3 separate regions of the Mus musculus genome follow, and regions 1 and 3 are each linked to region 2. The links are chromatin loops, found by intact Hi-C in ENCODE. Cell type or tissue: heart. All regions are shown on one strand. Links, peaks and the distances in the headings refer to the core of each region. The heading gives the core; the rest is flanking DNA.

Region 1 (9,742 bases), core at 4,823-7,322, 56 kb after region 2:
GGTTGTACAGCCCTGAGTTACAGCAGGCAGAATTTCATTAGAATTACTGATAGCTTTCCTTTTTTCTTCCCTACTTCCTCCTCCCTGACCCTTTTTGGCAGGAGGTGTGTGCATATGTCAAAATAGGGCTCTCTCCACCTACTTCTGTCTCCTGAGTGCTGGAATTAAAGCAATATGCCATGAACACCTGGCATTTGTACTGCATTTTAAGGACCTGCACCAAAGATTTAGTACTCCTTTTGGGTCACTGACCCTAGACTTGGCCCCACTACTTGGCCTTGACATACTTATTGATACTACTGTTATACTGCCAACTCGACCACTATATATCAGAAATGATTCTGCTTCTTTAAGATGACTTAAATCAGATGCTTTGGTGTGTGTGTTTGCGTGTAGGGTATGGAGGAAGAGGACACTTGTGGGATTAAAGTCTCTTCTTCCACTATGCTGGGTCTGGGAATTAAACTTCTGTCTTTAGGCTTGAGTTCTGCAGGCACCAATTTTGCATCCTTTTGTCTAATCCTCCCAGTTCAGTGTCTTCTGCCTGATTTTAAACCTCTTTCCCAGCTTTCATCATTTATCTCATCTGATTATCTCAGTTTATTCTGTTTCATGGTCCCGTGACATGCTTGTTTCTGTGCTATTAAGACACTATCGGGTTGGCGAGATGGCTCAGTGGTTAAGAGCACCGACTGCTCTTCCGAAGGTCCTGAGTTCAAATCCCAGCAACCACATGGTGGCTCACAACCATCCATAATGAAATGTGATGCCCTTTTATGGAGTATCTGAGGACAGCTACAGTGTACTTACATATAATAAATAAATTTTAAAAAATTTTTAAAAAAGACACTATCTTTTTTTGCAGTGTCCTTCTATGCTCACTCAGAGTTTAACCACAACCTACTTATTATTCACTGAGGTACTACAGATTGAACTTACGGCTTCCAAATGTTAGGCAGGCACTCACTACTCTACTAAACCTTATACCTAGCAGTCCTGCTCATTGTAAAGAACAGGCACACATGGCTGGGATGGAGACAGGCCTCTGACCAGGCTCGTCTTCTGCTGTTGTCATGGACATTAGGTACTCCATCCCAGGATGGTCCTTGCTGAGGCCACCGTTGGTCTCTGCCTCCTTCCTCCTGGTTATCTGAACATTCTCTTTACTTTCCTCCAATATTTTGTCCTTATGATAGGTCTCTGGTTTCTTTGAGTCTTATGGTCCTCCAGAACCCCCATACTTTTGTTTTTAACCTCATTTTATACACTCATTATCAAATTCAAGCCAGTTGAAAACTCCTCCCAATTCTGGATGTGGGTAAAATCTATTTGGGAGTATTTTCTACTTCCTTTGGTCACAGCATTGCTACAGTTTCCCTTCTCTTTGCTTTATCACCTTCTGCTAAGGCTGCTCACCCCACACGGGCTTTAGGGTATTGAGATATGACTATACTTATTCCGGTTTTAGAATCTATGGTGATACCTGACACCTAAATCTTACTTTTTTTTCATTAATTAATTAATTGTGTGTATAAATGTGTGTCCTAAACACACGTGGAGGTCAGAGGACAATCTACAGGAGCTGCTTCTTGCCCACCATAAGACAAGTCCCTAGAACTTGAACTCAGGTCATTAGGCCTGGTGGCAAACACTTTTACTACTGAGCTATCTTTCCAGCATCCTACTATCACCTCTCATTTTGAGACAAGGTCTCATGAATTGTAGTTCAGGATGGTTTTGAACTTGCTGTGGGATTGATGCTGGCCTTGATCTTCTGAACGGCCTGCCTCTACATCCCAAGTACTGGGATTACAGATGAGTATACTGTGTTCATGTTGAAGAATGTATTGGGATTCTAGGTCTATTGTTAGAAATGACTACAAATGACATGGCTTCAAATAACGGGATTTCATTCATTGTCCCGGAGGCCAGGAGTTCCAGCTGAGGAGTTGGCAGGGCATGCTTTCTCACAAGGTCTCACAGGAGAGTCCTTCCTGCCTCTTCTAGCTTCTGGTTCATTAATTTGTGATTGTATCGCTCTGCTCCTGTTGTCTCAGGGTGTCCTTGTTTATGTGTTTTCTCAACTTTAGGTCTAAAGTCTCCTCTTTTCCTGGAGTTTGGATCCCTAACAGTCATATAAAAGCCAGGGATGGTGGTGTGTGCCTATAACCCTGGCACTGGCAGGGTCAAGACAGGCAGATTCTTGAAAAAAAAAAAAAAAGAAAGAAAGAAAAGAAAGAAAAGAAAAAAAGACAGGTAGATTCTGAGTTTTACTGGCCATTTACACGGTCCTGTCTGATTCTGAGGGGAACTGGGAGGATGAAAACCCCATGCTCTGTCACCACCAGGACCCAGAAGGCCTCGAGGCTGTCTCTCCAGTGCTCGCTTCCACAGAGTGAAAGCTCATTCGAGGTGAAGGGAGTCCTTACCTCAGAGAGATATGAAACCTTTGGCGGCGCTCCTTTAAGGTCCAAATGAACTAATCTCATCTTAAATGGCGTGGGTGATGACATGTTGGTATTTTTTTGTAAACTCCTATAACAGAGTCTCTGTCTGGGACTTCTTCCTGGTGGAGAGAACTTAAGTTATAAAGAGGAGCAGACACAGCCCTCTCCTTTATTTCCACATTTGAATACAATATTTATAAACTGCCCTGAGATAGGCATTTATTAACCATTTAATGATCTGTATTTCCTTGTGAGATTATGATGATTTATAGCAAGCATGGCAGTGGCATACACCTGTAACACCTTTCCCACCTGTCTTAGTCAGGGTTTCTATTCCTGCACAAACATCATGACCAAGAAGCAAGTTGGGGAGGAAAGGGTTTATTCGGCTTACACTTCCATACTGCTGTTCATCACCAAAGGAAGTCAGGACTGGAACTCAAGCAGGTCAGGAAGCAGGAGCTGATGCAGAGGCCATGGAGGGATGTTCTTCATTGGCTTGCCTCACCTGGCTTGCTCAGCCTGCTCTCTTATAGAACTAAGACTACCAGCCCTGAGATGGTCCCACCCACAAGGGGCCTTTCCCCCTTGATCACTAATTGAGAAAATGCCTTACAGTTGGATCTCATGGAGGCATTTCCTCAACTGAAGCTCCTTTCTCTGTGATAACTCCAGCTGTGTCAAGTTGACACAAAGCTAGCCAGTACAATTGACCCCTTGTCAACTTGACACACAAACACATCACTAGTAAGCCTCAACCCTTACAATCTTATTCATCCCCATTCTAAATAACTTTAAAAGTCCCACAGTCTTTACATATGCTTAAAATTTCAATCTCTTTAAAATATCCATCTCTTTTAAAATCCAAAGTCTTTTTACAATTAAAAGTCTCTTAACTGTGGGCTCCACTAAAACAGTTTCTTCCTTCAAGAGGGAAAATATCAGGGCACAGTCACAATCAAAAGCAAAAGTCAATCTCTAACCGTCCAATGTCTGGGATCCAACTCACGATCTTCTGGGCTCCTCCAAGGGCTTGGGTCACTTCTCCAGCCAGGCCCTTTGTAGCACATGTGTCATCCTCTAGGCTCCAGATGCCTGTACTCCACTGCTGCTGCTGCTCTTGGTGGTCATCTCATGGTACTGGCATCTCCAAAACACTGCATGACCCCTTCAGTCCTGGGCCATCAATTGCAACTGAGGCTGCACTTTCACCAATGGCCTTCCATGGCCTCTCACAGTGCCAATCCTCAGCTGTTCTGCTCAACTCCTTCATGCCTTCAAAACCAGTACCACCTGGGTGACTCTTACACATTACCAAGTCCAGCCACAGCACAAGGTACAACTTTGGCTATATCTGGAACACAGCCACTGTGCTCTCAGAAAACACCTCCCAGAAGATGTCACCTCAATGATGCTGGTCTCTTCTTAATCACCGCTAATTTCTTAGCTCCAGCTAACCAGCATCAATAGTCCCAGTAATGCAAAGTTTTTGCTTTAGTAGTTCTGGTATCTTGTTAATCACAGCTGATTCTTCAGCCCCAGCTAACCAGAACTACAGAATCTTCACAATCAAAACAGCAATGGCCCTGAAAAGAGTCTTTAATTTTCCCTCTGAAATTTCACAAACCAAACCTCCATCTTCTGCACTGTTCTCAACATTATCTTCCAAGCTCCTACACAACATCTGACAGAGCTCTTAACAACGAATGGATCTTCAAGCCCAAAGTTCCAAAGTCCTTCCACAGTCCTCCCCAGAACATGGTCAGGTTGTCACAGGAATACCCCACTCCTGGTACCAATTTGTCTTAGTCAGGGTTTCTATTCCTGCACAAACATCATGACCAAGAAGCAAGTTGGGGAGGAAAGGGTTTATTCGGCTTACACTTCCATACTGCTGTTCATCACCAAAGGAAGTCAGGACTGGAACTCAAGCAGGTCAGGAAGCAGGAGCTGATGCAGAGGCCATGGAGGGATGTTCTTCATTGGCTTGCCTCACCTGGCTTGCTCAGCCTGCTCTCTTATAGAACTAAGACTACCAGCCCTGAGATGGTCCCACCCACAAGGGGCCTTTCCCCCTTGATCACTAATTGAGAAAATGCCTTACAGTTGGATCTCATGGAGGCATTTCCTCAACTGAAGCTCCTTTCTCTGTGATAACTCCAGCTGTGTCAAGTTGACACAAAGCTAGCCAGTACACCACCCCACCCCCTCCTGAGGAAGGAGGATTAAAGTTTAAGACTTGCCTGGGCTATAAAGGAAGGTCAAGGCTAGACTTTGCAACTTAATAAGACCCTGTCTCCAGACTAATAAGTAAAATAAGGACTGGATTGCTTAGTGGTACAACACTTGTCTAGCATGCAGAAGGCCTTAGGTTCAATTCCTCGTACTGAAAAACAATTAAGGCAGTGGTAATTTGGAGAGATGGTGACTAGCTCCGTGATACAGCACCGGCTGCTCATTATGCCAGGAACCCTGCGATCCACCCTGGCTACTGCAAATAACAACAACAATAACCTGAAAAGGGAATAAACTCTACATATATCAGAACTGACTATAGTTTCCATTACAGTTCATTTCTGGAGGACACTGAAGCAGTCAAGATATTAGAAACAGTTTTCCTACCTTCTGTAAAATCACAAGCGATTATTAAAAAGAATTACAGAGTTGTGCATCCAGTTGCATGATTTCACCTGCTCGTCCTGTGCAAGGACTCAAAAGTCCTAGCCTTAGGAACCACACCCCCCCTACGCTCGCCCTCAATCCCCAACCCTGCCCGACCTGCCACTCTCAGGCAGTTCAAAGTCCCTGACAGGCTTCTCAATGCAGCTCTCGGGGCCGGGGAAAGGAGAGGGCGGCGGCCGTAGGAGACAGGTCATCCGGGCCCAGCACAATCGGTGGCTGTGGGCTTGACTCACCCGCGTCGCCGCCGCAGCCCAGCTACAGGAGAAGACAGAATTCCGCAGGTGCCTCAGGGTTGCAGTGCCAAGGGCCGAGAAGGCTCCGCCTCCCCCCACCCCACCCCACCCCCGCCACCGCTCGGCCTCCGATTGCTCTCGTCTGGCCGTGAGCCGGACGAAGACCGAGCGCGTCGCTCCCGCGTCCCGACCCCGTTCCCGCCTCGCTTTCGCTGTCGCAGCTATTGCCCCGAGTTTGGTGGCTCTCGTGTCGTAGCTGGCTCTGCGACGGCTGGGCCCGATGGCGCCTCAGCGGAGGGGACCACCCAGAATTCCCGAGGGAAGTAGTGCTGCAGAGCGCCGGCGCGCGACCAGGTAGCGGGATCCTTAGGGACCGGGAGGCCGCGCGCCACAGCGGGCGGAGCCTGACTGGTGTGTGTGGGCGTGGCCACTCCGAGGGCGGGGTCGGAGGGAGGCAGAGCGTGGTCTTGATTGCTGTGTCCTTGGCAGAGTGAGGCGTGGCCATCCCAGGGGTGGGACCTAACAGGGGTGGGACGTGCTCATGACAAGGCGGGGTCTGACTCGTGTCTGGGTTGGTCCCTGGCTAGAGGTGACAGGTGGGACCAGCCCTACTGAGACTTGAGCAGGCTTAATTTAGAGAGAGGGCGTGGTAGTGTGGGCGTGATTGATGTGTTGGGGCGTGACTTGGTTAGTGTATCCTGCGGCATCCTTTCTATAGTGAAAATGTCCACGTGGCTGCCCACCTCCAAGCTCTGCACAGAGGCCCTGCCCACAGGAAACCTCTTCTTGGAGTCGAGCTGCATTCAGTCACGTGAACAGGTTTCTCTCGCTAGGGACCCTTTTTGAGCCTTTAGGACTCCCCACCCACTACATGGTCTGTCTCCTCACATCTCTGCTGGTTACCTCATCCCAGCCTTTCACACCTCACCTATCCAAAACTGGCCTTGTGAGCCTCTGTCAAACCCACACCTGAAATGGTAACTAAGAAACGGAGTCCTTAGGGACAGGGACCTAACTCTGACAATTCTGCATGTATTTTGAGACCTTTCCTGGACAGCAGAGCTCAGCCACTCTAGTTATACACACAGAAGTGTAGAGACACAGACACAGCTTCATCAGGGACCGGACCACACAGACCTGGGTCGTAGAGGAAACTTACACATATCATTTCTGACATTCTTCTGTGCTCTTTCTGGCTCCAGGTTTATGATTTGAGTTAAGTAGATATGCTTCATGTACGCTGGTTTACGTACACATGTGTTCGTGTAGAAACACAGGCTTGGGATGGGGCAGTCATATATGGATGCATGAGTGATCAGAGACTCACATGCCCTGACAATCCTCCAAATAGGTGCTCTGTGGGCTGGACAGAAATTACCTATGGTCAGCCCACAATTTTTTTGCCCATTGAAGCACATATTCAGCCCTGTCTGGTCAGAGAAGACAGGTCCATATACTGCCTGGGAAGCTCTTCTGAGGGGTGGTGATGGTGGGCATCCTGATAAGCTTGAGTTGTGGATGGAAGTAGATGCCCTACTTCCCACCAGCTGCCTCATAATTAGCTTACAAGTACTTCCCATATCTCAGGATTGATGGGATGCATCCATCTTGATCAGAGATCAGTGTAGACACAGCCCAAGCCTGGTGGCATCCAGTGTGAACATCTTGTGAGTTTGATTGGCATGCTTAGTATGATGGCTGCATCCAGTGGCTGGTTATCGTCTCTTTCTTTAGTACCAAGAAGGACCGGCTGCCTCGGGAGGCACAGAGGACATGGCTAAGGATTGTGGCCTTTGGGGTCGGCCTTGCTCTGGTCACATGTCTGCTCTGGAGTAGTGTGGGGATCGATGATGATGTTGCTGAGGTTGTGGCCCGTCGTGGTGAGGTCCTAGAAGGCAGGTTCATTGAGGTTCCCTGCTCTGAGGACTACGATGGTCACCGAAGGTTTGAAGGTATGTGCCACCGGCTTCTCAGTAAATTAGAGTGGCTGGTAGGGGCTGGAGACATGGCTCAGCATTCAAGAACATTTGTTGAATTTCCAGAAGACCAGATATCAGTTCCTAACACCCTTGACTGGCAGCTCACAGCTGCCTGTAACTTCACCTTCAGGAGATCCAACTTCTCCTGCAGGCACCTGCGGTTATGTGCATATAGTTATACCCAGACACACAGGACGTGACAGAAATGAAACTCAGCATTGACTTTTGCTACAGTTAAAACAATATATGTGGGCAGAGACAAGCCTTCCCTTCCCAGATAGGCAAGCTCACGCTTGGTTGGAAAATAAAGATGTTTCAGAGTTGGCTTCCAGTGCCACTCAGATGCAGGCAGCACCTTATCAGGCTTCTGTGCCCAGAGGCTGCCTGCAGAGAGGTAACAGAATTAGGGAGCCAAGAAAGGGTCAGCCAGATGGCTTAGCTGTTAAAACACGTAACACAAACTGGATGACCTGAGTTCAGTATCCTGAACCTACACAGTAGGAGAGAACCAACTGCTGTCTGTAGTTCTCCGACCTCTACACGCTAGTTATAAGCCAGAGTTCTGAGGTTGGGCCCAGGGGAATAGAGGGAAGCTGCAATGTCAGGGTCTCAGGGCCAGGTGAGGACAGCCTAGAGAGCACACACCTTTGGACTGGATTGGTGGGGTGGGGTGTTGGCCTCCTTGGGCTGCTGTTTTCCTGAACATTCGATATCACACAGATGCATTCTGTTCCTCAAATGTAGAATCTGGGCCTAGCTCTATAAGGGTGGTTTATTTTTTTACATTCAAAGTAATGTTTTGGATGTGAATGGAGAAAAGGTTCCATGTTCTTCCACAAAGGGGCGCTGTTGTGATGCACAAGAAGTCAGCCCTTCAGCCACATGTGAACCTGCAGAGGAAGAACTTTGTGGACCAGGTGGCCAAGGACAAAGGGCACATCCTCTTCTCCTTCTGCAGTCGATAAAATAAACATGTTTCTGTTGTGTTGGATGCTCTGTCCTGGGAGTCTACTTGGAATATTCTAATTTACAACACACACACACACACACACACACACACACACACAAATTGTAAATGGCAGTTTACCAGCCAGCATATCTTGTAGTAAGGTCCCCAGAGTTTACAGTCCCGTCTCATGTAAGAGCACACAGCTCACTCAGGGCAAGGGGAGCTGCCAGAATACAGGGACCGGTTGTTTGCCGAGCTTGCTGCAGATGCTCGACTCCAACCTGGCATCTCTCCAACAACCCTAAACATCATCACACTCAACTCTCCCGTCAGAGCTGCTTCCAACTTCTGCCCTCTGGGTGTCTGTCTGCATGACTCCACGGTGAAGGAGATGCAGAAATGAGTATGGCAGGCAGGTACTACGGTCCTGGAGACGGATGGTGACCAGAATGACAGGCTCAGCTTGGGCTGTGTCAGAACTTTCTAAAGGGACTCTAGCAAGCAAGCAGGCTAAGGACATTGCCAGTTAGTATGTTAGCCCAGGCCTATAACTCAGGAGGCTAAGGCAGGAAGTTCCTAAATTTGAGGCAGCCTGAACTACGTAGAGAAACCATGTTTCTAACGAACAAGTCAGAGCAAGACCAAAATGTCAATGTAAGGTCTGGGGACTTCCTTGTTTCCCCGGGCCTTGGGGGCAGTGACAGGATCAGCCTATGTGGGAAGCCCAGGACACCTGGCAGGAAGGAGATGTGAGCTGAGGTTCTGCATAGGGCGAAATCGCAGTGAAAAGTTACTTTTTATCTGAAGTTGGCTTTTAACTAGGTGTTTTAACCAAACTGGCCCTCCCTGGTCATGGTAGAAGACTTTGTCAGCTTGGCCATGATCCTCGGGCAGAAGTCAGCATTTCTCCTTGGCTGTCACCCTCCAGGCTGTACCCCCAGGAAGTGTGGCAGAGGTGTCACTGACATCGTCATCACCAGGGAGGAGGCGGAGCAGATTCGCAGGTACCCATGCACCTCTGCACTTTGTCTAGGGCATCCAGGAGTTGGGTTGAGCAGTGAATGGGGGGGTGAGCCAGGGCAACAACAGAGTCTAGAGAACCCCCACAGTTCTGTGAACCATCCTCAGGGGTTTGGGGGGTCAGAGGGCAGGCGTCCTCCTTCCTGCTTCCTCTGAGGAAATGCTGTGGCCTTAGCAATGTTTCTGATGATGGAGCAGTCTAGAGGCCCAGCCTCCTCCAGGAAGCTTCCCCTGCTGTGGAGACAAGGGCTCCTCCGGCCCTACCTGACAATCAGTATCTCTGTGGCTCATAAATACCAGCTCAGAAGCAGCTGATACTGAAGTTTTCTGTGTGTGGATTTAAAAAAACAAGATCTTAAAAAGGAAAGATTTCTCAGGGTGTGGTGGTGCACGCCTTTAATCCCAGTACTCGTGAGGCAGAGGCAGGCGGAT
Region 2 (8,324 bases), core at 1-2,500:
GGGGACCTGGCAGTAGGAGGGCAGACAGGAGTGGGCCAGCATGTTAAATACTCCGGGTGGAGCGCTGGGGGGCTGTGATCCCAGTGATGGTCGTGGGCATTAAACTAGGGTAGGTCAGAATCAGTCAGGTCTTGGTTATGGGCAGTGAATGGGTCCTGGTGGTGAGTCTAGCCTTCCTTGCTCCCGGATAGCGGATCAGGATCCCTCCCTGATGGGGACCAGGTCTTGTCCAGGGTCTGACCCTGCTCATGGGTAGCTGACGTGGGTCTTCTGCGTCCTGCCTGATGATGGGCAGTGGGTCTGAGTGCGGGTCCCGCCCCTCCCCGGGGGTGGCTGCTGTGGGTCAGGGTCCCTCCCTGCTCTTGGGTAGCCACCGTGGGTCAGGTCCAGGACACTGCCCCCCTCCCGCCACTCACACGCGCGGCAGCTGCAGCGGCGGCGCCCCCCGCCGCTGGAACACCCCGTCCACGAACACGCCGTTCTTGCCGAGACAGCGCAGGTAGAAGTCGCCGCCCGCGTCCGGCCGGGGCTGCGCGGGTTCCGGGGCGGCCGCGCTATGGCCGCCGCCCGGGGGCGTGAAGATCTCCAGGTGGCGCCGCGAGATGAAGCTCGAGTGGCCCATGCTCACATCTACCGAGCCCTGCGATGAGTTGCGGCCGATGGTCACCGACCGCTTCTTCATGAGGTACTCGAACTCGCGGCCTTCGAGCCGCGCCACGGCCCAGCCGCCCGGCGGGGATCCGCCGCCCCCGGCCCCGCCGCCCGCGGGAGGGGCGCCCGCGCCCGAGAGCGCCGCCGCGGCCGCCATCGCCTGCGAGGCCTGGCCGATCCGCGCGGGCGCCCTAGCGGGCCGAGGCCCGGGCGCGGTCGTGGGCCGCGCGAGCCGAGCACGGTCGCGGAGACCGCCGGCCGGCGAGGAGAGCTGCGAGGGCGGGAGCTCGCACGGCCGCGCGCCGGCCCTACGACGGACGGGCACGCCGACCAATGGGCGCGGCGCACGCAGTGGGGCTACCGAGGCCGGCCAATGGGGAGCCGCGCCGCCGAGCGCCCGCACGTCCGGCGTCGTCGCGCGACGCAGGTTGGCCGCGGCGGCGCGGAAAACCCGGGGCGGAGTGAGGAGTTGGCGTGGGGCCGCGCGCGTTCGCGGACTGAGCGGGGGTCCAAGGTCACGACGGGCGCGAGTGCGCCCCGGGAGCCGCTGGCCCCTCTCACACTCCGCCCTAGGTTGCGTAGAGTCAGGCGCGCTGCTCGGGAACCTGCCGCATCGACCCGTATGTCACAGGGATGTGACAGAAATTACCCCAGTATGCATAGAGTTCTGCACTCAGTAATTCATACCAAGGACTGCAAATCTGAGCTTTATTCCAATCTGTGTATGTGTGATAGAGAGATCCCATCTCTCCCATTAAAAAAGAAACCACAACGCGGGCCCGTGGGAGGAGCAGAGCTATGCAGATCGAGCAGGCTGTGAGGGGCTCCAGAAGCCGGTGCCAACATAGAGGTGAAGCTGAGACCCCTAGTTTCTTCCCCAGGAACGAAGGGCAGTGGATGCACCTGCTTTAGCTCTGGTAAGAGAGGCACGTGGTCATAAAGAACGTCACACCAATATGGTGGCCCCTGGGTGCAGGCGATGGGACGCAGTGTTCTCTCACTGATGCACAAAAGGAGTTCATTCAGGTCAGGGAGAGTGGAAAGGTTGAGAGTCTGGACTTAAGCTGCATAGGATAAAGTGGACATTCTAGCCAAGAGCTTCTAAACAGAGGCCCCAGACTAGAGGCATGGGAACATTTTGCGTTCTAATTCATTCTATGTCTAAACTTGCAATACATTTAATGGGAAACAGTCTTTATAACATTTACATATCTTATTTGACATATGTGTCTGTAATTACGGGATAAATTCCTAAGGGTTCAAAATGCTTTGTACTATAAATATGGCAAAGAGCCATTTCATTAAATATTAATTTGAGGCATTGTAGGTGATGTACAGAAAACTATGGAAATGATAACTAGGTGAGTATCTAGACAAACACAGTTCAAGGACAAAGGGTGTCAAGAACAAGAAATGCCCTCCCATTACTGTTGACACCGTTGTGTTGTCCTGCGCACTGCCTAGGGCAGGTTTGAGGCTCTGCCATGTGACTCTAGCATCTATCTATAACATGGCTAGATCTAACTTTTTACACCTAGCTATCCAGGTATGTAAAGTAAGCATACAAATCCAACACTTATGTTGCTTTGTTTGGCTTTTGTGGCTGGTTTTGGTGTTTTCTGTGGGGAGGGAAAGACGATCAGTCATATATAACCCTGGCTGGCCTGGAGCTTACTATATAGGCCAAGATCACCTCGAACTCATAGAGAGCCACCCACCTCTGCCTCCCAAGGGATGGGAGTAGAGGAATGAGCCACCATATCTGGCCAAACCAAACACTTATAAAGATATTTATTTTAAAGCACTTCTTCAATGTACATGTAAACTTAAGCATTTATTACAGATGAGAACGCCGCTGTATTCTAATAGGATATATGTGCTTATCTGTTCCTGTGTATGTATCCCACTGTGGGCCATGCAGCACCAGGGACTGATGTCAGGATGTCCTCTTCAAGGACAGGGTCTTTCAATGAACCTGGAGTTCTCGGTTTTGGCAAGGCCAGCTGCCTAATGAGCCCTCGGGACCCATTTGCCCATACTCCCACATATGCCCCATTCCCGCCCAGCAGAATATTTGATCCTGCAGGATATAGAGCATCTCTGATGTTTTTCAGAGTTGATCCATATGTTTTATTAGTTGGTTTGTTTGAGATAGGGTCTCACGATGTATTCCTGAATGGCCTGGAACTCACCATGTAGACCACCAGGCTGGCCTGGAACTCAAGAGTTACCTTCCTATGCATCAAGTACTTTGATTTAATGTGTACTCCAGCAATTTTTTTTTTTTTTGAGACAGGGTTTCTCTGTGTAGCCCTGGCTGTCCTGGCACTCACTTTGTAGACCAGGCTGGTCTTGAACTCAGAAATCCGCCTGCCTCTGCCTCCCGAGTTCTGGGATTAAAGGCGTGCTGCCACCACGCCTGGCTTCCAGCAAATTTTGATTTTATGATTATCAATAAGAACACTGATTTATATAAACACACAGCTACAAAATAGCAGAAGGGTGTTTATGATCATTTCAATAGTTGGCAAGCCTTTCTCCAAAATAAATGTAAACAAAAATCATGATACCAATTAGAAGGGCTAAAAGTATTAATATGACTGACATTATAAAGAGCTGGCGATGACATGAAGCAGCTGAGACTAGAAAGTGGTGAGGCACTATGAGAGATGGTTTGTCTCCTTTCCTTGCTTTCAAGGCTCCCCTCAAACCCTGAGAGTTCTGAGGAAGACCTTGAGTGCCAGATCCTAACAGCAGATGGTGGGATACAAGGCACTTACCATGCCTGCTCGTGTGGTGCTCAGGGTAGATCCAGGACTTTGTGCGTGATAGGCAAGGAAAATATATCTGACTTCTTGTGAATTTCACAGACGAATAATGTATGTTCCATCTTGAATTTTTAAGAATACTCTAGGTTTTGCCTTTTGTGAGGGAGGGGGGATAGGTTTCTTTGTATAGCCCTGGCTATCCTAGAACTCCCTCTGTAGAACAAGCTGGTCTTGAACTCAGAGATCTGTCTGCCTCTGCCTGCAGTGCTGATATTAAGATTTAAGATCTTTTTATTTGTGTGCCACATGCATATGGGTACTCCAGAGTCCAGAAGAATGTATCATAGCCCCTAAAGCCGCAGTTAAAGGTGCTTAAGTCACCTGATGTGGGTCCTGAGAACAAAGCTTAGGTCCTCTAGAAGAGCAGCAAGCATACTTAACTGCTGAGCAAGCTCTATATCCACCCCACCCCCAAAGTTACTGTCAGGATTTAAAAGGTAACATCACTAGACATGGTGGCTCATGCCTCTAACCCCAGCACTTGGGAGATGATGGAGGCAGGAGAATCAGTTCAAAGCAAGCTTTGGCTAAATGTGACCATAATCTCAAAACAAAACAGAAAGGGAGTTGAAGGGAAAGGGCGTGAAAGAGGGAGACCTGAGTGTGGCTGGATGTGGTGGTCTACAACTGTCTCAAAACCACCCAAGTTTGAAGAAAGGAAGCAGGAAGGCAGGTGGAGGGAAAAGGATTTCTTGTTTTGTTTTTTGAGATACTTTCTCCATCATTTATTTCTTGCTGGTCTGACACTCACTATGTAGACTAGGCCGGCCTCCAAATAAGAGATCCATCTGTCTCTACCTTATGATGCTGTGATCAAAGTTGTATGCTCCCGTATCTGAAAAAGTAAGATTCTGAGACTTTATTCAATCTTCCCTATCAGTGATATGAGGCGAGAGTCACATCTGCTAGGTTGGCTGAGTCAAGTGGATCCCTTGAGCCAGAGTTCAAGGGACCAGGCTGTTTCTGTAAGGGGTTGGGGGTGGGGAAAGAAAGGGAAAGATGGGAAGGAAGAGAAGAGAGAAATCAGAGGGGAGGGTGGGGAAGGGAGAAGGAAAAACAGACCTGGGGACATAGCTTCTTTATCAGCGTGCCAGCTTAGTATATCCCCAAACTCTGCATGCAATTCACCACTGTAAAAACAGGGAGGGTATGGTGGTGAGTCTGTAATCCTAGCACGTGGGAAGTAGACACAGGAGGATCAAGATGGAGATTTAAAGACCAGCACAGGCTACAAAGTGAGCTCAAAACCTGAGTAACTTAGTGAGACCCTGTCTCAGAATAAATAGTGAGAGAAAGGGTTTGTGTGTGCACTGGAGGTATAGCTCAGTTGTAGTTTTGCCTAGTGTATGACATACCCAGGTTCCAGTCCCAGCAGTAGACAGGCACACACACACTTTAAACTACATTCAGGGTCTGGAGAGCTGGCACAGCAGTTAAGAGTTCTTGCTGCTCTTCCAGAAGACCAGAGTTCAGTTCCCAGCACCCACAATGCAACTCACAGGTCCCTGTAACTCCAGTTCCCGGGCACCCAGTGTCCTCTCAGGCCTCTGTGGATACCCATAAACACCTGACTCTTACTCAAATAGACACACATACACATAAATAAAAATCATAATAAATCTTCCATTTCAACTCAATGTTTACAAGCTGAGCCGTGAATCCACAGAAGAGACGGTGCTTCATGAGTAGTGAGATGCGAGGTGTCTTCTCTGACATAAATGACTGCACTCTCTCAAATGGTAAACCAGAGTAAGTTCTTCAGGCAGTTTCCCATCTCTAGATGCAGGAGGGAGCCCCATATGTAATATGCCAAGTGGAAAAGGAGCCACACTTCCTGATTACCCTTCCGGCCAGCTGTGCCCCTCAGGTGAGTGGTGTACCCAGGGCAGCGCCTGCAGCCTAGCTGCCAGCTGCAACCCCAAACCCTGTGGTTGGCTCACCTGTGATGCACCTGGGAAGCCCACATGTCGACCAGTAATGGGTAAGGCACACACTGAGTCAGATCTTAACAGCAGTCCAAACAACGTACTAAAGAATGCAGCAATCCTCCCTGTCACTTTCTGCTACTGTGGATCTTGAGAACGAATGTGGTGCCCATGGATGCTAGGCACACGCCCTGCTCCTGAACTATGGCACAAGCCCTGACAGAACTATTTCTAAATTACCTGTAACAGAAACCAAATTTAGTCTTTGAGACAGAATCTCATCATGTAGAAGCACGGTTACCCACAGTAGTGCAAACCCATACAGCTCGGGCCAGGTAGGAATCAAACTAAGATTGGGCCTCTGCCCAAGCAGAGCAGAAGCATGGTACAACAGAGCACTGGGCAGATAGGAGCTTGGGTTATGCCCCTCATGCCTGCACCAGCGTACGTTGTCCACTCTGACTGTCGTGATGCTTTGACTGGGTCCTGTCTGTCAAGAACTTGCTCACTTCATACTTCCATTGCTTTGGGCTTTGTTTTTAGGGGGGAGGGAGTTGGGGGATAAGGCAGGGTTGCTCTATGTATTCCTGACTGTCCTGGAACTCACTCTGTAACCTAGACTAGCCTCTAATTCACAGAGATCCACCTGCCTCTGGCTCCAAGTGCTGGGACAGAAAGGCACCTGTAGTCTTGAAAAGCTCACAGGGCCACGGCCTAGCATCAGTGAAACAGAAGGTCATAGATCTCACATCTTAGCCCCTAGCCTATGTTGCTATCATGGGTGGTGCCATGAAGTTTGCAGGAAGTCAGTCCCTTCCCACGCTGACTCCCCGTGTTCTGAACCTTCTCCTGACCTATTAGAGAGGGACTGGGAAAAAGGTATCATCACCCAGGCTGGGGCCTGGTGAGGGAGGCGGACTGCGGGGTGTAGTCCAGGACAGGAGAACAGCTGACTCCTTCAATGCCACACTCAAGACCCCATTGCATTGTTTATTCCATAACCAGTTACTTTGGGGATGGATACCCAAGGCATATAGACTGAAAGCAAAAAAAAAAAAAAAATCATAATTTATAGTAGTGGTTCTCAACCTTCCTATGCTGTGACCCTTTAATAGTTTCTTCTGTTCTGGTGACCCCCCCAACAATTATAAAATTATTCTGTTGCTACTTCATAACTGTAGTATTGCTACTGTTATGAATTATAATGTAAATATCTGATATGTGACCCCTTTGTGGGGACACAGCCCACAAGTTGAGAACCACTGGTTTACAATAACATATCCAGTTACACTCCTAGACAGACTCACAGGAAGACCAAGACATGAGGCATGTGGGACTGTGATAGAGCTGACAGTACTAAGGGTCAAGGCAGTCACACACTGAGCAAAATTCAGGGGCTTCATCAAACCCCTTTATCTCCTGGGTGGACTCTATCTAGTATGTGTCACATGATTTTGTGAATTTCACCATCGGGCAGCTATTTCTGTGTGTGGACATACTGTTTCCCCTAAGGCATGCTCGCATTAGCATAGTGAGGGCTGAAGGGATGCTATCCCAGACCAGTGGGCTTTGTGGAGGAGAGGAGGTGCTCCAGGCCTATTTGTATGAAAAGGCACTGGGGAGGAGTTTAGAGGAGGCTGGACATTACAAAGCTGGTTCACCCATTCCAGGGTCCACGGAGCCTCAGCTCTGTCTTCCGGCCCCACAGCAGTAACTATGAGCTGCACCACCCTTAGAACCCCAAAGCCTAGGTGGGCCACCCTCTTAATTCTCTACTTGTTTATTTTTAAATATACATTGCATCAAATGCAGGGTGTGATGCATGCCATTCTCAGCAGCCTTTCTTCTGAGGTGAGTCCAGCTCAACGCTGATGGCAGGTCAAGTAAAAGAATGACTCAGGCACACCAGTGGCCCAGGGCTGTAATGACTGCCGGCCTTCAAGGACTATAAAAAATATGGCTCACTGTTACTATGACTTAAAACTAGTGTAATTTTCTTTACGGTTATTTTCGGGGTGTGGTCTCGGTGGTACATATGCATGCCATGTGCCTGTGTGAAAGTCAGAGGATAGCTTGTAGGCGTTGGTCTCTCCTTCCACCATGTGGGCTCCATGGATCAAACTAATGGTGGTACCAATAAGCCATCTTGCTGGCCCTAGAATTCAAAATTATTTTTAAAAAAATGTATACAAATGAAAGAGCCAAATTGGGCCAGAAGACTGGGCCTCTCTGAAGGCCATAGTTATCCACTGTACAGCAGCCTGGCCTTCCTGATGCCTCCATTTCTGCAGCAATAATCTTAGGCTCGTGGATCACAACCCCTGGGTCTTGGTTCTCTAAAAACACATCTTGATTTTTTTTTTTAAACCTGCAAATCAGGGATCTGTCCCTGGCCTCTTTGGGATCTTTCTCACAATCTTGGGATGAAAGGCTACGCAGAGAGGGAAAATACCTCTCCCATGTGCAAACATTCCACTCCCTCACACACTACAAAGATAGCACCACATGAAAACTGTGTCCTGAAGCGCTGGCAAAGCTGTAGGGACCTGTTGTTCCTTGAAGCACCCACCACTCTCCACTCAGAGCTGTCCCCTCCTGCCCTTCAGGCTTTGTCACCACTTGATATCCAGGCCGTCTGTGCAGGGCTCCAAGCTCTGGTAGCTGGTGTGCAGCACCTCCTGGACTTTGGGAGATTCAGTACCCTCCAGCCACTCCTGGTACAACTCCTGCACATGTGTACTGCTCTCTGGGGGCCGCACAGGGATGCCGGAGTAGATCCCTTCCATTTGCTGCAGCAGTGCACGATCTGTGTGGCCGTCCTCTGTCTGTGCTTGGCCTCTGCCATTTAAGCAACCTGAAAGATACACACAAGTGGACCTCTTCTTCCCTCTTGGCCTGTCATGGGAGCTTTACCTCAGGG
Region 3 (9,742 bases), core at 2,551-5,050, 420 kb before region 2:
CTATATATAAAAAGGATTCCCTTGGCTTTTTCTTGACCCATTTCCATTTTATTCATCTGTATACTTGTCTAGTTCATCAGAAACCATCTACAATCTCATTTCAGAAGTAACATTTCCTTAGAATATTTGGTATAATAAGTATGCCAAAACATTTTAAACCTCTTGAACAATAAAATTTCAAGGGCCATAAAATCATGTATGTATGTATGTATGTATGTATGTATGTATGTATGTATGTAATATATGTAAATATAAATCATTGTTAAAATACTTAAGTTTCACTCTGAAGATATTCTCAAACATTCTAAGCCACTTACACTCTCTTAACAACTATTTCTCCCTCTTAATTCTAGTACTTAAAACTGCAATAAAACCATTTGTTTGTTTGTTTTATTGAGACAGGATCTCCCTATTTGTCCCAGGCTGGCCTGAAACTCACTATGTAGCCCAAGCTGACTTTAAACTTGACAATCCCCCTACCTTACCTTCTCAACAATTATCTTTTCCTTAATAAATTTTGAGTTTGCTTGATAGTGTCTTGTTTTGTAATTCTCTTCTGTGTTCAAGTCCAGATCTCAGGTTCACTTAAGTACTGGTCTCTGAAAATGACTCCTCGAGCTGCCAGCACTGAGCCACAGTTCCTATTGCTACTGACAGGGCCTCTGGGAGACAATTGGGACTAGAACGGTTGGTATGGAGCCACCTTCAGTAAGCACCACAAACGACCTCTTGAGCATGAGGAGCATGCCGAGCCCTCTTCTTGAGGAGTCAGTCCCCAAATACTCCAGGGGTTGTCTTAGGAGCCAGCCCCTCTCCTCCCTGCTGCCTGTGATACTTCCTGGCCCCAGAATTCTGGACCTGAATCAGCAACCAGCTCACGTGATTGTTGGTCTCCGCCAGCAAAAGGGGACTTGGCAGTACACAAAAAAGACCCTGTCCCTGCCCCCACAGAGCCAGCAGTGTAGAGACAGTGCTGGAAGCCCTTAATAGAAAGACTTCCTGTGGAAGGGATAAGCAGACAGTGTGGGTGGGAGATGGGGGGATGGCAGAGGTGGGGTGGCCTAAAGCAGCCCTCAAATGGAGTAGTAGTAGGGAGTCACAGACTACTATCATCTGAGCAGGACTGAATTTGATATTGCCTTCGGGTTTCTATTGCTGTGATAAAAAAACCTTGACCAAAGGCAACTTGGAGGGGAGGTTATTTTAGCTTATAGTTCCACAGCACAGTCCATCACTGAGAGAAGACAGGGCAGGAACTCAAACATGGCAGGAATATGATGGCAGGCACTGATGAATGGCCATAGGTATGCTGGTTACTGGCTTGTCCCTGTGGCTTGCTCATCCTGCTTTTTTTTATAGCACCTAGAACTATTTGCTCAGGGGTGGCCCCACCCATAATAGGCTAGGCTCACCAATCACAATCACCAGTCAAGAAAAGAACCCACTGTAGTTGAATAAGCTGAGTTTAGTTTTTGAAGCCTAGGCTACTACTGACCCTATATCTATCCATTGGTGTAGCTCCTTTGTGCTTACACAACTCCCTTCAGTCTAGTACCTTCTAATCAGTGTCCTCATTGCAACCCAATCTTTCCTTTCTGTGGCAGTGACCATAAGGATAAATTTCCTTTATATCATACAACAGCCACAGATAGACTCGGATTTTAAGTCTAGGCATTACCAGTTGCAGCCTACATCATCAACTCTGTGACCCCAGTGTGTTGGAAAGCTCTCTAGGGCAACTTATCCAGCATCCCAGGTACTTGGCTGGATCTTGCTCTAGAGCAAATGTCCAGGAATGTTTGAGGAATCAGGGTGACCATGGTGACATCTGCCTCCACCTCCTTAGTGATTTGACCATTGAGAACAACCTGAAATTATGTAACCTACCATAGACCATGGGAAAGCAAAGGGCTAGAATTGCTCACAGCTAACCTAAAGAAGATTAGGGGCAGTGGTAGCTACACAGGCTAACAACCCACAGTTTGCCTCCTAGTAGTAAGGCTGTTACCATGGGCTATGGTAACCAGGTATGCCACCTGTCACCTTCCTTGGGTGATTTGGTTTTTATTAAGGGGTGGGCTCTAGTTTGCAATAAGGTATACAAGTTTATGTGGCACAATGGCATGACCAGGCTAGGGTCACTTGGCTAGGACAAGCCAGAGCTGAGAAGGAGGTCCCACGTGGCCCCGAGCCATTGGCTTCAGTCTCTACCTCAGGCTTCTGTCCAGTCACAGCCTTTCCCACTAGCTGGTGCAGCTATGGATCAAAAGAGGTTTCCATAGACATACTTTGGCATTGTACTGGCTGCAATGGAGCTACAAGTTGTTGGGAGCTGAAGCCTGTGCTTCTCAGCAAATCCCTTCTGTGAGGTCAGGGACTGCTAAGGAGGACCCTGAAGCTGGTTCCCCCGGAGGTCTCATCAGAAGTGGAGGCTGTCAACTTCTTAAGCCAACTAGCTTTGACAGCCACATTAGCAACACTGCTTTCCTTCCTTGTGTTTCCTCAGGTATACAAGTTTATGTGGCACAATGGCATGACCATAAGGTTGCTCCCAGAGTCTCTGGCCTGCCACCTCTCCTCTATGTTCTCTGATCCATCCCAGCACTCCCTCTTACATGCAAACTTTTATGGACATGCCATTTCATATTTCTGAGTTCCATAGATTATTGTAGCTCATGTGAGACATTTTCCTGCCCACAATTTAAAGAACAATGTCTCACTGAATATAATAGGATGTTAATCCTAGGACATTCCTGTCCCCTCTATCAAACAGACAGCTCAAGTTAGGTGGATAATATAGCTTGCTATACCCTAATACAACCTAAAGGGACCCGCTATCTACCCTTGAATTATCCTAGACCTAGAGGGGCCTCTGGCTTGAACACCTCCAAACTATCCTCAAGTTCTGTGGGCACAACAGGGTAGTTCCTTTTGCAAGTCAAGATACTTCTATCTTCTTCCCAATCTGGGTCATGCTCCTTCAGCAATCAGGGCCTACCTACCATGTGTCTGTTCTTCCTTGAGTCCAGAAGTGGTGCTGACTGGTTTTTATAAACTTGACACTAATACACATATACACTATACATTTCTGGGAAGAGGGAATATTAACTAAGAAAATACATCCATAAGACTTACCTATTGGCAAGTCTACAGAACATTTCCTGATTGATGGTTGATGTGGAAGAACCCCACTCACTGTGGGCAGTGCCATGGCTGGGTAGATGGCTCTGGATGGTCTAAGAGAGCAGGTTGAGAGAGCCAGTAGGCAGTACTCTTCCATAACTTCTGCTTCGGTACCCGTCTCCAGGTTCCTCTCTTGAGTTCCTGCTTTGACTTCCTATAATGGTGAACCGTGATGTGGAAATGTAAGTGAAATAACCCTTTGCTCACTGCCCTGCCCCAAGTTCCTTTTGGGCATGATGTTTTATCACTGCAATAAAAAGTTAAGACAGTGGCTAGTTGGGCCCCGGGGATCAGGACATCTGTAGTTCCTTCAGTAGCCACAAGAGGGGCTTAGATTAGATCCAGCCATTCCAGCCTCTGCTGAGGTGGACAATTCTCTAGGCATTGCACAAGGCCTGGAGTTCAACTCTGCGGTAGACTTTATTCTGGACTCCACATGTTCTGACCTCCTCTCCTGCATCACTATAGCCTGTATGGTACCCGAGAACAAAAACACTCCATATGGAAACCACTGACTCCGGCTGTTTTCTCGGCTATGTGTGGGGGATTGGGATCCAGGTCGAGACAAGCGCAGGCTCGCTATACACATGGTTTCTACAGAGAATGCCTTATTGCTTGCTACCTGTTTTCTGCCAAAGCAGACTTATCCTTTCCTGCAGTGGGGCTCTGTGTAGAGAGCCTCATCATTATGGAGGCCACAGGCATACCCCCATAGCTTTGACACAGACGTGTTCTGAGTGCTGCAGAGATCATGACTTGGATCCGTGTTCTGCATCTCAGGCTCTCCTTTCCTTTCTCAGGATCTGCCTGTGGTCCCAAAAGCTCTAGCCACATCCTCAAACCATTTCCCATGGATTCCAGGATCTCCATGTGAGAAGAAGGTCACCTCTTCAGAGGTCATGACCCAAAAGGATCAGTACTGTCTAGTCCAGATGTCTACTCATCTCAGATAAAAAGCTGACCATAGACCAAAGCACAAATACCAAGTCCAACTCAGTGAACTAGTGAGTGTTATTAGTGTTACTTATGGAAGAATGGGTGAGGGGTACTTATAGGAGTGAAAATGACTCAAAGACAGCTATATCACTGAAGCCTACCCCACGACTGACAACTCAGAAAAACCTGGAAACCTGTGACACACAGTATAGCCTGGAGACAGTTCCACATGTTAGAGAGTGTCCTTTCCATGTAGTTGCTCTGAGCCTCTGCCAGGAAGCTCAGCAGGTTTCTGGTTCTTCCAGGCTGTTTGGCTGGTCTCTGTTTCTTCCAGACTGCTGAGCTAGTGTGCTGGCTAGTTTTATGACAACTTGACGCAAGCTTGAGTCATTCAGGAAGAGGGAATCTCACTGAGAAAATGGCCTCACCAGATTGGCCTGAAGACAGTCTGCAGTGCTTTTCCTTAATTAGTGATTGATGTGGGAGGGTTCAGCACTCTGTGGGAGGTGCCACCCATGGGCAGGTGTTCCTTGGGTGTATAATAGAAGCAGGCTAAGCAAGCCTAGGTGAACAAGTAATTAGCACTTCTCTATGGCCACTGTATCAGTTCCTGCCGACTTCCTTCAGTGATGTAAGAATCATAAGCTAAAAACCCCTTTCTCCTCAGATTACTTTTGGTTATGGTGTTTTATCACAGCAATAAAAACCCTAACTAAGACAGCTGGTTTCTGCTCTTTCCAGGGGACTGAGTTTGTCTGAAGGTGACTCTCAACGTTTTTACTATTTATATAGTCTTGGGGAAAGAGGATCCTAATGAATCCGGTCAATTTTGAAACACCATGAAGCACCATGACCAAAAAGCAAGTTTGAGAAGAAAGGGTTTATTTGGTTTATCCTCTCATATTGCTGTTCATCACTGAAAGGAGTTAGGACAGGAACTCAAACAGGGCAGGATCCTAGAGACAGGAACTGATGCAGAGGCCATGCAGAGGTGCTGCTTACTGCATTGCCTCATATGGCTTGCTCAGCCTGCTTTCTTATAAAACCCAAGACTACCTGCCCAGGGATAGCACCACCTACCATGGGCTGGGCTCTCCCCCATTGATTACTGGTTGAGGAAACGCCTAACAGCTGGGTCCTCAGCTGAGGCTCCTTCCTCTCTGATGACTCTAGCTTGTGTCAAGTTGATACACAAAACTAGCCGGTACACCTTAGAACACCCTGTCATAAAATATGTGGTTGTTTCAACCTCCTCTCATATAGTCTATGTCTTAAGAGGTTTCCTCCTTCAAGATGGAAGGCTTTAATCTAGGAAGAAACTGCTACACAACAAGGGTTTACCCTCATTCAGGAACACATCACACAGGATTTACTCCTACTGACTGCATCACAGGGTTGCCTTATAGAAACTCTAATCCCCAGATTTGGATTCTAGAAGCATGTGCTGCTGAAAGACAGAATTCTTGGGATCTTGTCCACAGCAAGTCTATGGCCTGTACATTATATTTCTAAAAAGCATAAGCTATAGGTCTTGAATGAGACTGAGATAAAACTAGCCTATAAAATAGTGAGGTAACCTAGAAGTGGGAGCTTTGTATAATCATAGCCTGTTTTCTTCTTGAGGATTGGGGTTTTTTTATTATTATTATTTTTTGAGATGTGCTGGTCACCATGTACTGTTATCTATCATCCAAGTATCCTGACCTTCAGTGGGGAGAGGTTCAGTTGAGGTAAATTGAGGTCTGTTTCATTTGTAAACTTGGAAAGAACGCTGGAGGTCTTGAGCCTTCGGCTGTCCTGAGCGCTCATCTGGCTATTGCTTTAAAGCTTTCACCTTGATCTCCGCTGGTGGTATACCTGGAAGACCATCATGAGGGCCCAGCAACACCCACATCTTGTCATACCCATGTAGATCTTCCGGTACCAGCATCATGCAATTTGATTCCAGTACCAGTATCATGTAATTGCACATTTTATAAACAAGCATCTAGAGTGTTTGGCTGCTATAACAAAATAGAGTCTGGGTAAGTTAATTTTTATGTATTAGTTTTTATTTTCAAGACAGGATTTCTCTGTGTAACCCTGGCTGTACTGGAATCCACTCTATAGATCAGCCTGGTCTCTTAGTCAGAGATCTGCTGCCTCTGCTGCTTGAGTGCTGGGATTAAAGGTATGCACCACCACCACCAAACACAGTCTGGGTGAGTTATAAACAGTAGGATTTTATTTCTCATAGTTCTAGAGTTCATCATCACCAGGAGACTCGGTGTCTGGTGAGGGCAACTTCCTCACAGATGGTACCTCTTGTGTTCACTCGCATGGCATAGGATGTAGCGCTCCCTCAAGTGTCTTGTGTAAGGCAACTAATGTAACAAACTAAGGATCTCCTAAAAAGCCCCATCTAACATCATCCTCTGGGGGCCAGGTTCTCATACAGGAGCCTGGGAGACATGACATTTCAGACCACAATAGTTTGCCCTCTCTTTAAGTCCTGGGCAGTTAGCACTGGGGCCTCTAAAGACATAGGTAGCTTTCCTGAGCATTTTGTATAAGCAGCATCAAGCCACAGCTTCAGGAGTTTTGTATCACGCTCCTTCAGATGCCCATAATTACTCACCAGCATCTCTCATCCCTGTTCCTCTTTCCTGATTTGAGAACAAATGTTTTCAATACAGTAAACACAATGCCCTGCCCACTTCCCACAGTCTGCCTGTGTTGGTGCCAGTCCCCATAGCCTGGGCCTTTGATGGTATCTTGGTGAGACTCCCTACTGTTGGGGAATAGTTTGTGTGCTGTGTATTTCAGATGCTGGTTTCTATGCCCAGAGATGTTCTTGCAGTCCAGACATTGGCGCTGTGATTATTAGAGCATCTCATGTCTCAGTGATGTGTAAAAATTATTTTCCTGGGCCCCTAATGAAGAAGCTAGAGAAACTACCCAAGGAACTAAACGTTGGGTCTGCAACCCTATAGGAAGATCAACAATATGAACTAATCAGTACTCCCCAGAACTATGTATCTAGTTGCATACGTAGCAGAGGATGGCCTAGTCAGCCATCAGTGGGAGGAGAGGCCCTTGGTCCTGCGAAGATTATATGCCCCAGTACAGGGGAATGCCAGGGCCAGGAAGCTGGAGTGGATGGGTTGGGGAGTAGGGACAGGGGGTCCCAAGGAGAGACAGAAGGGTCAGGGAAGGACCAGGAGGATTCTTCATGAGCAGGTCACCAAGGGAGCAGCCATGAGGACACACAAGGAGCAGAGTGAGCCAGGGCAGGATTCAGATGGCAAGTAATGGGGTGCATGACTGGAAATTAGTCCAGACCAGCATGATCAGGTGAGAATAGATGAGTTATCTGTCCAGCTATAGTGCTTGAAGCCTTTTAATAAACATTAGGTTGCTGTGTCATTTATTTGGGAACAAGGGGGTTGTAGAAAAGCCCAGAATTAATATGTATACCCTACCTCATGGGTATCAAGCTTAGGACCCACAACCCTTGGATTTCAGAACAGCACCTGCTGCCACCATGAACCTATGCAGTGCTCTGGCACTCTGAATGTTTGCAAAAAGGAGTTTCCAGGTGTTGCGTGACAAAACTTTTCCTGGGGCTATGGAGCACACATAACTAACTATTCACCCTTTGTCATGACAGACCAAAGTACAGATAGATACCACCCGAGTCCAATTTGGTGGACCAAAGCATTTTATTGTTGTTGCTTTCAGGAGTGGAAATGATTCAAAAGACAGCTTCATCACCAAGGCCCACCCCAGCATGGATGACAGCTCACAAAAGCTGGGATTGGAGAGTCAGTGCACAGCCTGCAGGCCACCCAACAGGTTGGAGAGTGTCCTTTTTATGTGCCTCAGTTGGTTTAAACCTGTTCCAGGCAGCTTGGCTGGCTTCTGCTTCTTCAAGGCAGCTATTCTGATCTCAGTCTTCTTTGCAGCTCAGCTTCCTACAGTCTGAGAGGGACTTCCTCAGCTTTTATTGTTTAATTTGGTAGGGAGGAACCTAGTGAATCTGATTGGTTTCAGGAGCTTCCCAGAAGGTAGTTTGAGTTGTTTACCTTCCTGTTTAAGGAGCTTCCCTGCAGGATAGAATGTTTCGATATCAGAGAAAACTGTTGCACAATACTAGGTCTGCCAAGAAGGCTTAGTCATGAAGATTTGTTTGTTCTTATGAGGACCTGTGTTTGATTCCTAGCACCCACGTGTTGGTTCATAACCATCTGTAACTCCAGTTCTAGGGGATCCAGCGCCCTCTTCTGGCCTTCACAGCTAACACACACAGTACATATGCATATATGCATGCAGAACACTCTTATACACTAAAGAAAATATATTTTTAAGAATGTCTACATATGCCAGGCAGTGGTGGCACATGCCTTTAATCTCAGCACTTGGGAGGCAGAGGCAGGCAGATTTTCGAGTTTGAGGCCAGCCTACAAAGTGAGTTCTGGGACAGGGCTACACAGAGAAACCCTGTCGGGGGGGGGGGGGGGTCGACACATATTATGTTGAAGGGTACTGTCTACACATATTGTGTTGGAGGATACTGTCTACACATATTGTGTTGGAGGGTACATCTAAAAGGAACTTTCTTGCTGCAAAAGATTACAGGAGGTGAGATGGAAGCAGTGCAGCCCACTCCAAACACAAAGGTGTAGAAACTACCTGTGCTTCCTTATCTTCAGGTCACTCTGGAGCTAGAATGCTACTTACTACTAAGTCATTTGAAATGAAACTATTCTCCACACATTAACTCTGAGAGACCATTGGGTCTTTGAAAACAAATCCTCAGATTGCCTTGGTCAGACTTAAAGATAAGGTTGTATTTCTACTCAACTCACTTAATGCTATTTTTTACTGGCTTTTCAGATAAGATGCAATTTCAGTAAAAATATCATACATGACATAGTGCTTTGCTTTGTAACAAGCTACCGAATATTTTGCATTTGATCTAATTTTTAAAACAAAACTTTTATTTTTCTGTGAAAGAGGTGCTCACAGACACACCCATATGCCTTAGTTTAGAGCACTTAAGAGTAGTAACCTGAGCGGGTTAGTCCAGGTAAGAGGGGCAGCATACTGCTAGACACAGCACACCCACTGTACACAGCTCCTGCTCACCTTCTCTATGTGAGGTGAGCTAGAGAGCTTTCACAGCGACCTGCAAAGGTCCCATCATAGCTCTGTTCTCTCACAGTGACCTGCAAAGGTCCCATCATAGCTCTGCTCCAGCTTCGTGGAAGAGGGTGGACACCCTGTTTATACAGGTAGGAAAAAGTTTGGCAATGCCTAGAACAGACTGTGGAAAGAGGTTGGGCACTACTGCATCTCCAGAAGTTAAGCTGTTAAGATTGCTAAGGGTACTCGGTTCCTTTGCAGAACTGCCAGGGACAGTGTAGGTTCTTTCCTTTTGGGGAGCGAAAAAGTAGGCCACTGTTTTCTACTGAGGAAAGAATAATAATAATAATAATAATAATAATAATTTGAATGCATGAGCAGCAGCCCAGAGCAGGAAAGTTGGCTCAGCAGTTAAGAGCACTTGTTGCTCTTGCAGACATAGTTTTGAGTCCCAGCACCTGCCTGGTGGCTCACAACTGTCTGTAATTCCAGTTTCAGA

What was found. Hi-C counts contacts between places; a loop is a spot of excess contacts. Peaks named below come from ENCODE experiments on the same cell type or tissue, not always from the same donor. Only the 100,000 strongest peaks of a DNase experiment are listed, where the experiment ranks them.
Region 1: a loop joins it to region 2, with 5 times the contacts of the local background. A loop is called at or near these places in 1 of 42 quality-filtered maps.
Region 3: a loop joins it to region 2, with 2.8 times the contacts of the local background. A loop is called at or near these places in 1 of 42 quality-filtered maps.

Annotation. Positions count from the first base shown.
Region 1 is chr11:121,200,463-121,210,204 of GRCm38, reverse strand. Ogfod3 (2-oxoglutarate and iron-dependent oxygenase domain containing 3) reads left to right here and starts at 5,557. Exons shown (of 9, transcript NM_025402.2): 1 at 5,557-5,716; 2 at 7,097-7,314; 3 at 9,219-9,294. The coding sequence starts at 5,643. Hexdc (hexosaminidase (glycosyl hydrolase family 20, catalytic domain) containing) reads right to left here and starts at 2,562. Exons shown (of 12, transcript NM_001146073.1): 1 at 2,430-2,562. The coding sequence starts at 2,513. In heart, for the core only: no CTCF peak of the experiment used is centred there; a DNase peak (open chromatin) is centred at 5,814; H3K4me3 peaks cover 1,654 bases; H3K27ac peaks cover 1,649 bases.
Region 2 is chr11:121,252,615-121,260,938 of GRCm38, reverse strand. Foxk2 (forkhead box K2) reads right to left here and starts at 952. Exons shown (of 9, transcript NM_001080932.3): 1 at 417-952. The coding sequence starts at 808. It overlaps Narf (nuclear prelamin A recognition factor), which reads right to left. Exons shown (of 11, transcript NM_026272.3): 11 at 5,083-8,258. The coding sequence ends at 8,017. In heart, for the core only: no CTCF peak of the experiment used is centred there; DNase peaks (open chromatin) are centred at 268, 998 and 1,518; H3K4me3 peaks cover 1,912 bases; H3K27ac peaks cover 1,916 bases.
Region 3 is chr11:121,674,630-121,684,371 of GRCm38, reverse strand. No RefSeq gene overlaps it. Among named protein-coding and RNA genes, the nearest start is that of B3gntl1, 6.4 kb to the right of the region's middle. In heart, for the core only: a CTCF peak has its summit at 3,501; no DNase peak of the experiment used is centred there.